Linked DNA regions of Homo sapiens: region 2 is linked to region 1. Evidence: chromatin contacts called from ENCODE Hi-C data. All regions are on one chromosome and are shown on one strand. The core of a region is the stretch at or near the end of the contact, and the rest is flanking DNA. Distances in the headings are between cores, read along the strand shown.

What was found. Hi-C counts contacts between places; a loop is a spot of excess contacts on that map. Pooled maps may share reads with other maps.
Region 2: a loop to region 1 is called in a map of gastrocnemius medialis, with 5 times the contacts of the local background. The contact joins the promoter of SEMA6D here to the promoter of SQOR in region 1. A Hi-C loop is called at or near these places in 2 of 168 maps with a recorded cell type or tissue (ascending aorta and gastrocnemius medialis) and 6 of 50 pooled maps.

Annotation. Positions count from the first base shown.
Region 1 is chr15:45,633,779-45,640,964 of GRCh38, forward strand. SQOR (sulfide quinone oxidoreductase) reads left to right here and starts at 1,251. Exons shown (of 10, transcript NM_021199.4): 1 at 1,251-1,330. RefSeq lists enhancers at 395-1,390, 1,853-1,942, 1,973-2,022, 3,852-3,931, 3,962-4,021 and a silencer at 1,203-1,372.
Region 2 is chr15:47,712,992-47,720,177 of GRCh38, forward strand. It overlaps SEMA6D (semaphorin 6D), which reads left to right and starts at 4,514. Exons shown (of 19, transcript NM_001358351.3): 1 at 4,514-4,701. RefSeq lists a silencer at 4,341-4,635.

The sequences.
Region 1 (7,186 bases), core at 1-2,500:
TACAGTCTGCGTTTGTATTGTATTGTTCATGATGATTTTGCCATAGATACAGTCAGTCTCTTTGATTAAAGATAGAAAGTATCAGTTGAAAACATTTAAAAAAATAATATTCAAGGCTGGGCATGGTGGCTCACGCCTGTAATCCCAGCACTTTGGGAGGCCCAGGAGGGCAGATCGCTTGAGGCCAGGAGTTTGAGACCAGCTTGGCCAACATGGTGAAACCTCATCTCTACTGAAACATACAAAAATTAGCCGGGCATGGTGGCACACACCTGTAGTCCCAGCTACTCAGGAGGCTGAGACACCAGAATTGGTTGAACCCATGAGGCAGATGTTGCAGTGAGCCGAGATTGCTCTACTCACTGCGCTCCAGCCTGGGCAACACAGTGAGACTCTGTTTCAAAAAACAACAACAACAACTATATATATATATATATATATATATATTCAAAATTCATAAAACCAAATAAGTGTAAAAGAAACTCAAACTTTCAAGGGTTTATTTTTGTTTGTTTTTTTGAAAGCTTCTAGCACTTGCACTTCTCAGGTTATGAGACTTTTGGGACACCCTGTATTTATTGTAAAAAGGGTTACTGAATCTGATATGGTGGAGAACCACTCACTGAGACTTTACATCAACCTGGAAAGAGCCGCCAACTGAAAATGTCCAGTCATGAATATGGGATGGGACACTGTGGAGGCCAGTGGCTGGAAGCCAGCTTACCCCTGCCTGCGCGTTTTGAAGGAAGGGCTCCAGCGCACACCAAAGCTGAACCTCGGTCACCTTCTCTGTGAAATGAGCGCGGGAATACCTGTGTTTCTGGGCAGCTGTGTGAACCCGGTGAGAAGCCCAGGGCACATAGGAGGACCCAGTGGGAACAGCCAGAGCCTCTCTGCACAGCGCCCCGCCTCCGCTTTTGCCTGCCCTGATTACAAAACGCTGTTGGCACCCAGGGGCGGAAGCGTCAGGTGGCCTCGGTGTCCTCCGCCTGTGCGCCCCAGCCTGCGGGGCCGCCCTTCAGGGCGCGCAAGGGGCGAGTCTGTCCAGCCGGCAGCACCCCAGGCCGGATGGACGCTTGTTCCTGGTTCTGTGCCCCGTGAGCGCTCAACGCCCTGGTGTGTTCACTGACCATGGTGCCTGGGCTGCGGCGCCGGGCGGGGCACGGCGGGACTTTTCGGGACCTTTCCTGGGGGGAGCCTCGCTTTCCCCGCCTCCAGCCTCCGCCCGGATGGCAGGCGGGCGGGGCCCCAGTCCAGGCCTTGAGACCCAGAAGGGAGCGAAGGTTTTTGCTGCGCCAACGCAGTGACCGAAGGCTCCGCTCACGCCCGGGTAAGAGGCATCCGCGGCCGATCTTTGGCCCTGGGCCAGCGGAGGGAGACTGGGCGGGGACAGCGACCACCACTGAGGCTGTTTGTTAGCTTAACTCGGTTTCCGCAGCTGGGACTCCGCAGACCCGGTGCGCCGCGCCCCAAACTTTGCTTCCTCAACTCCGGACACCTGCAGCTCTTGCTGCCCTTGTCTGGAACCCGGGTCTTGGGACTCTTGCTTCCTTCTCAGAGTGTCAGAGCCTCAGGGCCGCGGAGAGGCCAACCCGCGAGGGGTGCTTAAAAACCGAAGTATCCGTGGTCTTGGTGTGTGGACGTTTCTGGCGCCTTCCACCTGTTGACTGTCACTCGGCACCGTCCTGGAGCGGGAGTGGGTGCTCGGCGTCCGGGGGCCAGGGATTGACACAGTCATCCACCGACACTGCGCGTGGGACAGAGGGGGCGCTCGAGGGGTCGGCTGCAGCTGAAACCTGAAGGGGAGAGGATTTAGGGCACCTGCTGAACAGGAATTGGTGGAAAGGGAGAAGGGGTCTTCTGGTGGAATCTGGGCTCATTTCCTTTCCTCTTCATCTGTCTCTTTTATTTATCAAAATTCCAACCTGGCTTTTTGCTCAAAGACGCTGAACAGAGCCCCTGGCTTTGCCTGCGCTGCCCATTGCTATAATGCAGGGCTCTGTTCCATTTTTGTGCTGTGCACCCCTTTGGCATTTCTGGGAAGGCTAAAGACTCTCAGAACAATACTTTTTTTTGAGACAGAGTCTTGCTCTGTCGCCCAAGCTGGAGTGCAGTGGCGCGATCTCGGCTCACTGCCACCTCCACCTCCCGGGTTCAAGCGATTCTCCTGCCTCAGCCTGCCGAGTAACTGGGATTACAGGCGCAGCACACCTGGCTAATTTTAGTATTTGTAGTAGAGGCGGGTTTCACCATGTTGCCCAGCTGGTCTCGAACTCCTGGCCTCAAATGATCCGCACACTTCGGCCTTCCAAAGTGCTGGGATTACACGAGTGAGCCACCGCGCTGGACCAGAACAATGCTTTTTTAAAGGTATAAAACAAAAGGAAGAGTATTATAAAGGAAACCAATTGCAAAACACATGTCAAAACATTAAAAGAATTTATGATATGGTAATATATATGTCTTTAAAAAACGAATGCGTTATTTAATAACAAGGTTATTAAATAACAAGATCTAGCAGTGGATTAAATAGTTACCATAATTTTGAAGTAGTAAAGAACATAAACAATTATTTCAAGATATAGGTAATACTTGTAATATAAGAAAATATCTGTAATTTCTTTCTTCTTTTTTTTTTTTTTTTGAGACGGAGTCTCACTCTGTCACCAGGCTGGAGTGCAGTGGCGCGATCTCGGTTCAATGCAACCTCCGCCTGCTGGGTTCAAGTGATTCTCCTGCCTCAGCCTCCCGAGTAGATGGGACTACAGGTGTGTGCCACCACACCCAGCTAATTTTTGTATTTTTAGTAGAGACAGGATTTCACCATATTGTCCAGGATGGTCTCGATCTCTTGACCTTGTGATACGCCCACCTTGGACTCCCAAAGTTCTGGGATTACAGGCATGAGCCACTGCGCACGGCCAATATCTGTGATTTCTATTGGTGACAAAGTCTTAGTATTGCCAATACTGCTGTGGTTTGTTGGCTACATACATAATTGAAGTAAATGTTAAATTTCAGTTAGATACTAGAGAAATAAAAGATGTAAATATTAAATATCCGTAAAAATAAAGATGTAAAATACTTTTCCATCTAAGTTTTTGGGTCCAGGTTAAGATCCTCTGATAGTAGAAAGGGCACTGACCCAATGACTTGGCTTCTGGGCTTGACACTTCCATTGACATTTCCAAGGCCCATTGTAACCTTGGCTTTTTTTTTTTTTTGAGACATGGTCTTGCTGTGTCGCCTAAGCTGGAGTACAGTGAGGTGATCTCTGCTCACTGCAACCTCCTCGCAGGTTCGAGTGATTCGCCTGCCTCAGCATCCCTAGTAGCTGGGATTACACCAGCCACCCACCACCACACCTGGCTAATTTTTGTATTTTTTGGTAGAGACAGGGTTTCACCATATTGGCTAGGCTGGTCTTGAACTGCTGACCTCAAGTGATCTGCCCTTGTCTGCTTCCCAAAGCAACCACCACACCCAGCTTAACTTTGGCTTTTGAATTTCTTTTCGCCTCAGCTTCTTCATTGTACAGTGGAGATAATAACACCTTCCCAAGTATTTAAGGCACCCAGCACTGCACTTAGTGTAGAGGGCTGAAGTAGATACCATTTATCAGAACTTATTTGTATCCCTCCCAAGCTTATGGCCTTATATCCCCAAGCCTGGGGAGGTACTCATTATTTATTGAATGAATAAGTGGGTCAGAAAGGGTTGCTTGTGACTAAGTCCAAAAAACAAAATTCATTAAGGAGACAGCTGGTGGTTTGGGAAATGACTTTGTTTAAATTTGGGGCTTTTTTTCTGGCTGGAAAAATATATAAACACATTTGGAACGGGGGTGTTTGAAATGTCAGTCAGGGCCCAGGGTCTGTGTGTGCGTGTCTGTGTGGCTGGTGTTCTGCCAGTGAAAATGAAACTGAATGTTGAAAGGAAACCGGATTCCTTTGCAGAACAGTTTCTCCTCCATGTTGCCTGTGTCTAGCTTTGTTAATCCGATGTGTTGTAACACAGGAAATGTCTTATAAAGAATGGAGACGGACCCATGACAAGGCATTTCTGGGCATAGATGTACTTTTTTCTTCTCCTTTCACGTTTCCCTGCTCCACTATCTACTATATAACTCCTCTTTGACTCTGAAGACTTGGTAAATAGGAGCAGTTTGGATAGCTTATGGAAAGCTGCCCAGACCTGGCTGGAAGCCAACTAGTTGCTTCTTAATCCCAGCCTTAAAAATCTTTGTAATCCCCAGATGTAGGTGGTAATAATAATAAAGAAAAGTAGATCTAGCCAACCATCCCTGTGATTTACATTGAGAAAGTGCTAAATTGGGACAGGAGGTAGAGAACTTTGTGGAAAAAAACAAAACAGAACAAAAAAACCCTCGGAAATTTAGAACACACTGGGACTATCTATGTCTGTAACTTTGGGAAGGGCAAATACTGGTGTTATGGACTCACCAAATTCATATATTGAAACCCTAGCCCCCAGGATCTTAGAATGTGACTGTATTAGGAGATAGTGCCTTAGTTAGAAGTGGTGGTGAGCACCTGTAGCCCCAGCTACTTGGGAGGCTGAGGTGGGAGAACTGCTTGAGCTCAGAAGTTCGAGGCTAGCCTGAGCAACATAGCAAGACCTTGTCTCAATAAAAGAATAATTAGCCAGGCACGGTGGCTCACGCCTGTAATCCCAGCACTTTGGGAGGCCGAGGTAAGCAGATCGCTTGAGGCTGGGAGTTTGAGGCCAGCCTGGCCAACATAGAGGAACCCCGTCTCTACTAAAAATTCAAAATATTAGCTGGGTGGGGTAGTGTGCACCTGTAATTCCAACTACTCAGGGGGCTGAGGCATGAGACTTGCTTGAACCGGAGAGGAGGAAGTTGCATTGAGCCAAGATTATCATGCCACTGCATTCTAGCCTGCGCAACAGAGCAAGACTCTGTCTCAAAAAAAGAAAGAAAGAAAAAAAAAAAAGGAAAATTAAGTTAGGTCATTAAGGTGGAGCCCTAATCCAATATGAATAGTATCCTTATAAGAAGATGACTCGTCAGGAGCACATGTGCACAGAGAAAAGGCCACGCAAAGGCACACTGAGAAGGTGGCCATCTGCAAACCAGGGAGAGAGATCCCAGGAGAAACCAGTCTCATCAGCACTGAGGTCTTGGACTTTCAATCTCCAGAACTTTGAGAAAATAAATTTCTGTTCTCTAGACTTCATCTAGTCTATAGTGTTTTGTTATGGCAGCCCTAGAAAATTAATACAACTGGTTCTACCAAATGGACAATAGGTTTAAAAAAAATGGCTACAACTAGGCACCATCTCTTTTAAGTCATGATCCCGACATGTCCATCACTTGCTCTTAGGATCTCTTACCCAACCTATGCAGAAGAGTCTCCCATGTACTTTCCTTCTACAGACACCCTGTGTGGTCCCTAGGATCTTGCCTGAAGTTGTTAAAGCCATATTCAGCTTCATGATTTTGACTGTTAGGAAAAGAAAAACTTGGCCTCTTCAGCAAGTGACCTAGGTTAGCTGTTGTGCCATGTACATAGTAAGTACTTTGTAAATGTATGGTGGGTGATGGGTGATGATGTTATGATCATCCTTAAATACCATGGGGTGACTCCCTTCTGATCATAATGAATCTCCATGTTTTGGCCCTAGCCCAGCCCTCAGGGAACTTTCATGCCACCTAGCTGGGAACCAGCAGCTCTGGCCCTAGCTACATGAATGGAGAGAAAATGGCTATGTCTGTATCCTGGTACCAATTCCTGACTTCTGGGAGGGAGGGCTGCTTCTGGAAGTGGGGATTGTGGTGATTTCACTCTATGATAACTTTCTTATATCTTTGGCTATTTGTTCTAAGGTAGCCCATGATGTCTCCATAGGAAAATGATGTGTTTTAACAACCACCATGTTTGGAGTATAGATTGTGAGAGCTCTTCAAGACAGTGCTGGGTCTAGTAAATGTGGTTTTGTGTTTCTGTGAGCACATAAATGATGCTTGAGATGGATGAGGGGCCATCTGAGTTTGGAGGAAAATCATGAGCCTTTCAAGGTCTAGGTGATCAAATCTAAGCTTGTTTTGAATCATTGAGTAAGAAAGGTCTTTAATGGCAACTAGACACCTCCACTTATTTTACACTCAGGGAAATGGACTCAAAATGGTAAATGACTATCTCATGGTCTTACAATCTCCATTTCCTCACTTATAAAATGGGAATAATAATTCCCACCTCTCTGGTTTTTGTGAGTAATTACGTAAAGTGCATAGCACAATGCCTGTCACATATCAACACTTCCACAAATGATTTGGGGACTTGCGGGGAGAGATTGAGAGGAATGGTTTCCATTCTAATTATGTTCCAGACCTGCTTATTAAAGCCTTGTTATTCTTTGCCACAAAAATTCACATCTCTGATCAATCTAAGGAGTTATTAGAACAAGCGTCCCCATTTGAAAGCCTGCTTGTGAACTTCCATTTTCCTTTTCTCATTTAGAGGATAGCAAAGTTTTAGAGAAGCAGGGGACCTTTGATGCCACCCAATCTGATCCTTTATTCCATTGATGAAGAAAGCATGGCCCAAAATGGGTCAGGAAGAGCTGTACCTAGCACTCCCTGGACTGTGGTCCTGGGTCTCTTGACTCTTGATATGCCCTCAGACAAAGCTTCACCAGGAACGGGTCATTGTCATCTAGCTGGACACAGAAGAGACGTGAGCTGTCTACACCTCATTCTGTCTCAACTATTAAAGGATTGAGTTTAGAGTCTCTCCAACTATGTCCAAATAGCAAATGTATACCTTGAAATTAAAGAGTGTTTTCTCATTATGGTAAGACCTCACACACTGGATTCCAAGGAATGATATACTTGAATGAAATGGCCAGTCCCGTTTACAGTGAACTCCTTGCATGTGAGACTCTGAGTGGAAATCCCAATGCTCCTGAGGCTGATGAGTAATTTTAATGTGGTCATTTAACAAACTCAGGAAAACAAGTTCATCCCTGTTGTGTGACTGGGAGTACACTGATTCCACCTCAGGCTTCTTTTTCCAGTGAGTCATGTCCTACAGTCTGCAGATGGGCACACACAGGCATATACAGACTAGAAAGGAAACCTGAAAATTACCTGACCAGAGGCCAACTATGAGTGGTGGGGTTGAAGGGGAGCTAAGTCGTGCTT
Region 2 (7,186 bases), core at 3,264-5,763, 2.1 Mb after region 1:
TAGTCTTCATATCTCTTGTCTGTTTGCAAAAGAGCTAGTGTTATTAAAGGCTGTTTGCTGTTCATCTTTCTTATGGAAAAACAATATTTTTTTAAAGCCTTATTCTTATTTCGCTTGGGCACTCAGTGTCCTTCCACACAGTGACACCTACAGAGTCATTAGCAAAATTAGATAAGTAACTGATTTATTAGTTCCATAAATGCATGGTGTATTCCCTTTCCTCAGAGTGTAGAGCAAAAATTATTCATGCTGAGGTAGAATAATCAAAATGACTTTAAAAAGCACATTTTTATCATTCTAAACATAAGCACTGCTGTGGTGGTATACTATCATACTACATAATAATAGAAATGAATTATGTCAGTAAAATCTTGAGGCTTAAGATTTACTGTGATAAATATTTTTCATTAAAGTGAAATATCTTGGCAGAGTCACTTTCATATGCAGACTGTTGACACAAGGAGGCCAGCTGTGCCTATGCAGATGCCGAGATTTGGGTCTATATTATTAATGATTTATCATGTCATGGAGAGCTTAGATTAGTTTTGAAAGCAATCCCTTGCCACAAAAGCACTTTCTATAATGTGCGAACGCAAGGAATACTATATGTGCATTCCAAATCAAAGTAATCACAGAAGCTGCAGCAACCTTTGAAATTTCAATACCTCTTTTTATTTTGAAACATGAAATTCTACGTCCTAAATTTTATTATTCATTAAAATTCATACAAAATGTTATTTCATATCAACTGGATAGTGAGTGGTGTGTGTATCAGAATTAATAGACATATACACATAGATAAGAAAATGAAGGAGATGGAATGGAACAAACATTTATTGCAAACCTATTGTGTAGCATGGACTTTTGCCCTTAATCTCACATTTAATGTGAGGTTGGATTAAGTTTCAAATTCAATTCTGCAGGATTCCCAGATTCTGCTGCCTTTGGAGAATCTATAAAAGCATTGTTTAATATTTATTCAGTGCTTGCTTTGTTCCAGGTCAGATGCTAAACACTTTACATGCATTACCACATTCTGTTTTTATAAAATCAATTTGAATATTATTATCATCATCCCTGTTTTCCAGATGAGAAGACTGAAGCATGTGTGGCTAAATAAATTATCCCAAGTCACAAGTCTAGTGAGAGGAGGAGCCTGGGTTTCAATCCAGACTAATATTCCAAAGACTTCATTATCATCTATTGCTATTAACTATGACCTCACTATTATTAACTACTATTACAACTAAGTAAGGGGTAGAATTCAACTCCTACTTGCTTACTACTCTGTGACATTAGGCAATTCACTTAAACTCTCTAAGCTTCAGTTTTCTCATCTATAAAAATGATAATAATAATAATAGTACTTACCTTGTAGCATTGTTGCAAGTTAATATTTGTAAAATGCTTAGAACAGAGTTTGGGTGCATATTAAGTACTGATGTTTTGTTTAATAACAGTTAAGAAGTTGTACTTTCTGATGACTGATGAACTTTTATTAACAATTACACACACAGATTTTCTGTAATTTTCAGATGACCGTTATGCTTCAAACTGGACTGTAAACAAAATGACTACTTTCCACTGATGGGAAATGTATGTAGATAATGTTTAAGCATAATCACTAACCATGTAAAGCATTGAGCCCTTTACAATTTCTTCTGGTGAAAACACTCAATTATCTCCATTCATCCATACCTTCCTTCTTTTACTCATTTAACAAACATTCTCATGCCAGTACTTTGCTGAGTCCTGGGGACGCAGGATGAATAAATGGAGAAGGATCCAATCTAGAGCTGACTGTATTCTCTGGTTTAGCACATAAGGGAGTGTGAGAAAGTCGTAGGTTCCATTGTTAGATCTGTTTAACAAGTATTTATTGGGCGTCCATTAAATGCCAGGCACTGTGGTGGGCACTGGGACTGTCTAGGTAAATAGAGATTGCTGCTGTTAAGGAGTGTCGAGTGGGGAAGACATGCTAAATCGGTAATTTGCCTTCAATTTACTTAATTACGTAAGTGAACTGGTTAGGGGAGCACAGAAGAAAAGCACTTATGCCCATGGTAGGGGCTAGTGGGATGAGGCAAGTTTTGACATTTAAACAAATTGTTGGCTAGAAGTCAGGAAAAGCAGAAATTAAACTACATACCAATATGGGGATGGAGTACCCAGAAAGCAGAGACACCATGAAACAGTGTGGCACAGTGGTGAACCGCAAGTTTCTGGGTAATGCTAGCATCTAAAGCATAAGGTAGGGAGAGGGGGGAGTTAGACTGGAGAAGTAGCAAAGTTAAAAGGTTAAAAGTGTGTAAAATCAACTGATGAGACCAAATGCTAATAAACCACAACAATGGTAGCTGCATAAAGAGTTAGCAGTTTTCCTTAGACTTCTTTCCACTAAAATCCAAATAAAAGGAGCGTTGTTTTCCTATCAAGATTCTTGGAACCAGGGAAATGATAAATGCTTAAAAGTAATATTTTGGTCTTGACCAAAAGGTAAAGGATACCATTCGTACCATGCCACAGTGAAGAGCCTACTTCCTACCTCTCATCCCCAGCAAGCCAAATATAGGGATCGACTCCGAAGTCTTCACTGATAATGTAGACTGAAAACACGGCTAATCCATGGCTTGAAACGACCTACCAGCATATCCTTCTGCAATCTAAAAGTTTATTTTTTCCTGGATTTAGGAACTCAGTCTAGGGCAAATTGCACTCTTCAGGTGGCACTCTGGAAAGCTGACGATTGTGGAATTTTAGCAAGGAATTTAGGAATCTCCAGAATTTAATTTTTTTTCCCTCTTTGCTGCTACTGCAGATGCAGGACAACTCAAGAGCTTTCTGTCTCCAGGTGGGTGGCGATTTGACTCCTCATCAAGCCAATGGCCACCCCCTTGCAATCTTTATGCAATGCACAGTATCCTCTGCCTGCAACGGGGGCTTGCTCCCTTGATGGAGAAAATACAGAATAACTGGACGCCAGGAAACAGGCACAGCTTTCTGGGTCAGAAGTTGGCTGGGGAAGGGCCCTGACTGCCAAGTAACTTGCAATGATGTCAGAGCCCAGCACAACCAGAAAACACCAACTAGCCGGCCAACAAAAGACCTAATAACAACAGGAAAAAAATCACAGAGCTGTGTTGCCAAAGCTGTTCTTTCCGCCCCCTACTCTTTTCTTCTAATTGGAAGAACAGCAGGAAAGAGTCTATATTTTAAAAGACTCCTCATCCTTCTCTCCCCTTCTTTCCTTGGGTTACACAGTGTTAACTAGGGAGGAAATAGTTCTCCGGATGAGTCCTGCAGCAGTTGCTTGGGGTGTCTTTTTTGAGTTCCTTTTCAAGGCTGTCCTTGGAAGTTTCAGAAACAACGAGGACCAGGGTATTTTTCCTAAATGTAAACATGTAACTGTGTTTGGGAGAAAGCAGGAACCATTGAGGAAAGGAAGTCCTTTCTGCGCCCCTCTCTTCTCTCTTTCACGGTAATTAACCATACTCAAATGAAAATTAAGTTTGGCGGAAAAAGCTCTCTTCTTTTTCTTTAAACAGGGGCATCATGGTTCATTCTAGCCATTTAGAGCCCTCAGTGATCCATAATTCAACTGGAAATTAATAAAACACAGCCCGTTCTTGGAAATGAAGTTTGAATTAAAATCCTCTTGTTTTGGAATATGTGACTTTTTTTTTCCTTTCATTTGTGACAGTCAATTTTAAATGATGTCACTTCAAGGACATTTTCATTTCTCCCACAACATATTACATGAAACACTTGCCTGTAAAACCGGGTCATTAGCCTGCAAAATTATACTGTACAGAATGGCTTTCATTCAAAGTAGAAATGGGATTTTTAGTAGGCAATTTCTGTATTTTATAAAGATAAAGCAATGTTTGATTGCTTTCTTCCCAGCTGTTTTGCTTAGTGGTTATAAAGAGAAATGGGGGGCGGGGGGGTAATGTGGGGGCGGGTTTGTAAAGATGTGCTTAAAAAATAAATCTTACACTGGAAAACTAAGGCAGAACTTCACGGAACAACTGCGCCCGCAGCTCTCCTGGGCTGCAGTGATTTGTCCTCTGGGTTCTGGAGGAAAGCTCTGAAAGAAGTGAGCGAGAGGGAAAGAGGGAGGGAATCGAAAAGGTTGCTTCGCAGGCTGCAGCACCCACTGCGAGCTGGATGACTGAGGCACTGGGAGTTGCTAGAAGGAGCAGCTACTCAGAGGTGGGGAGAGGGAGGGTGCGCAGCAGAGCGCCGGAGAGGAGGGACGCGGAGGCCACCGAGGGGTCAGCAGGGCCGCGGCGCCAGGGTGGGGGCCTCCAGGCGGCGCTGGCCACGGTTCACCCGCGAGGGCGAGCGCGCCCGGCCGGCCGCGCCTCCTGCCGTCCGTGCCCGGGGGTGGGACCCGCGCCGGGAGCTGCCGAGTGCGTGGAGGGAGCCAGGCTCCGGCTCGCCTGATGGATTGACTTGGAGATGGATCGAATTACACCATTTGCCGTGCATCGGTTTGTTTTGCTCCTGCTCTGTCCCGCTGCTGCTGCTGCTGCTGCAAGGGGTGGTGGCGAGTTTCAGGATTCTATCAAGGAAGCCAAGACCTAAGGAGACAGAGGGATATCTATTTTTACAATATTTTTCTTTATTTTCTTTCTTCCTTGCGCGTGGCAAGCTTTTTTTTTTCTTTTTCTTTTTTCTTACCAGCCTCCCCCCAATGAGGTAAGACCGTTTTCAACAATTTGCTAATGCTCTTGTGGCGCCCGGTGGGGGTCGGAACCTGAGATCCCGAATCGCTGTGTGTGTGTGTGTGTGTGTGTGTGTGCGCGCGGTGGGGGTCGGAACCTGAGATCCCGAATCGCTGTGTGTGTGTGTGTGTGTGTGTGTGTGTGTGTGTGTGTGTGTGTGTTGCCACTGGACAGTTGATTTATTTTCCAAGCTGCTCTCTCTGCCTGCCGTGCAAGGGACGCGCAAAGGGCTAGAGAGGTTTGGCGGACGCGTCAAAACTGGCAAAGCTGGCGGCTTAGGGGGAGGGGCAAGTGGACTTGGAGGCCCTCCTCCACTGTGCACCCCCTTGGAAAAAAAGCGGAGGGGGCATCAAGTAAAAGTTTCTTGCCAGGCAGAGCCAGCTCGGCGTCCCCCGCACATAGCTGGGGTTAGCAGGGGTTGCTTCTCTGCCGGGCACAGCGTCTCCAGGAGCCAGCCGGGGAGAGCTGAGCCAAGGCCGAAGGAGCCGCCTGCGGGCTTAGCCGCCCCCTCCCGCCCGTTGGCCCCAGAGCGGACGCTGGGACGCCCGGGGTCTGGCAGCTCTGCGCCCGGCTAGGAGCGGGCGGGCGAGCATTAGCCTGCGTCCTGGAGAAGGGGCGCAGCGCCGCAGTTGAGGCCGGAGCAGCCCCTCGCGGGCGTAGGATACCTGTCAGTGAGCGCCCGGATTGCACGGCCCCCGGGTAGTGCCTGCCGGCGAGGGGCGGGAGCTCGGGTGACTTGGCCATCCCCATCCCCGGCCCAGGCCCGGAGGGCGGCCGCTTCCCACCGTCCCTCTCCCCTTACTGGCAGAGCGCGCTGCGGGCGGACTCCCGGGCCCGGAGCAGCCCACCGGCCACCCCACCGCCCACCCGGCTCCCGGTGTCTCCTCCCGGCCGCTCTACCCAGCAACTTTCCGTGCTTTGTTCCCCGACTGGAAATGCTTTACGGAAGCGTCTTGGACAGGGTCTCCGCCAGGCGACAAGAGCTCGGTGCTGAGATGTGTTACGTTCTCATCTCCCCATCAATTATGGATGGAAACAAATAAGGAAGAGTCAATTTTGCTGAGCCCCTTCTCCGGCAACGAGAGGCGTTCTGCAGCCGGGAGGGAGCCGCCGCTCGCGCCGGCAGCCGCTGGCAGGGGCATGGTGAGGAGGAAGGTAGGGAAACTTTTATTTCCCGTCTTGACAGCGGCGGTGTTTGTCCCTGGTCTGCAGAAACTGATACAGTAGCCTCCTTCCTTGGGTAATTTAGGAGGGCTTGAAGCTTCTTCTGTCATGTGTAATTCTTGGATTGAAATGAAAGGTCATAAAGGACTTGGAAGTGTGCACGAGAATTGGGTTTGAAAAATTTGTGCTCCATCCACTCTTGGGACCATTGCTGTCAGGTGATTGTTTAAATCCTGAACTTGTTAAAAGGCGAAATGTCAGGGAGCTGGCGGGGGTGGGGGTGTGGAGGGGGATTGAAGTCCCGGTATGAATCGCAGCGTTTGAGGAACTTAGGGCAGTACTCCCTGTTCTGGGGTGACCATTCGGTAACTGATGTTCCAGCATCCCGAGCCCTCAGCGCCGTCAGCTGGATGATCTCACAGGGAAGGCGCAGCACATCGTTACTATAGATATATAGACTTCGTCAACAGTCATTGGACCTTATGTCTGCCACTACAGCGGGGGCTTTCCTTTAAAAATAACTGTAGTGTTTCCTGTTACTTGGGGTGAAAGGGCAATGAGTAGGACGATTTTTCCCCAAAACTTCTGGCGGTAAGAATTTTAAGTCTGTAATAAAAATTATGGGTGCTTTTTAAGGTTGCCCTTCCCCCTACTTGATATTTGGGGCCATTAAGTGGATTATTTTGTTTATTCCAAAGCTGAAGTCCCTGGGAAAGGTCTAACATTTTTCTAAACTGGTTTGATCTCTGTCCCTTAGAATAGGAAAAATACTTGTTTGAAGAAAATTTTCAAGGTTTCTTCCTTGTAGTATAAAGAAATCTCATCTCAGACCGCTCAAGGGAAGGATTTTACTCTCCTTTGGTGGCTTAAAAACAGTAGCTTTTGATACTGGTTTACTCTTGCTGTTAAAAAATAAATCCCCTTACTCTCTTAGGTGTCTAACTCAGGAAATTAAGTTGTGTGTAGTCATGTTTAATGTAGTGAGTGACAGGCATATTCTTTCAAGCTGGCAGATATTACACAAACATTTACTCTGGCTTAGATAAATAGAAAATGCCAGATAAGCTCTGAGATTTGGGTCTATATTACCATGAACCTAAACATCTAGAGATAAATAAACCATAGTTCAGCCATAGCTGAGTTTTGTTTTTTATAGTTACTGTCTGTGCTTTGTTTGGTTTAGGTCTCTTAGAATGTACTTCCAGAAAGACAGTTAAATAGATAACCCTAAGGCTTCCAAAATGTGTTGTTGAGCAGACTGTTTTCTTTCATTGGCACATTTTGTTAGATTAACA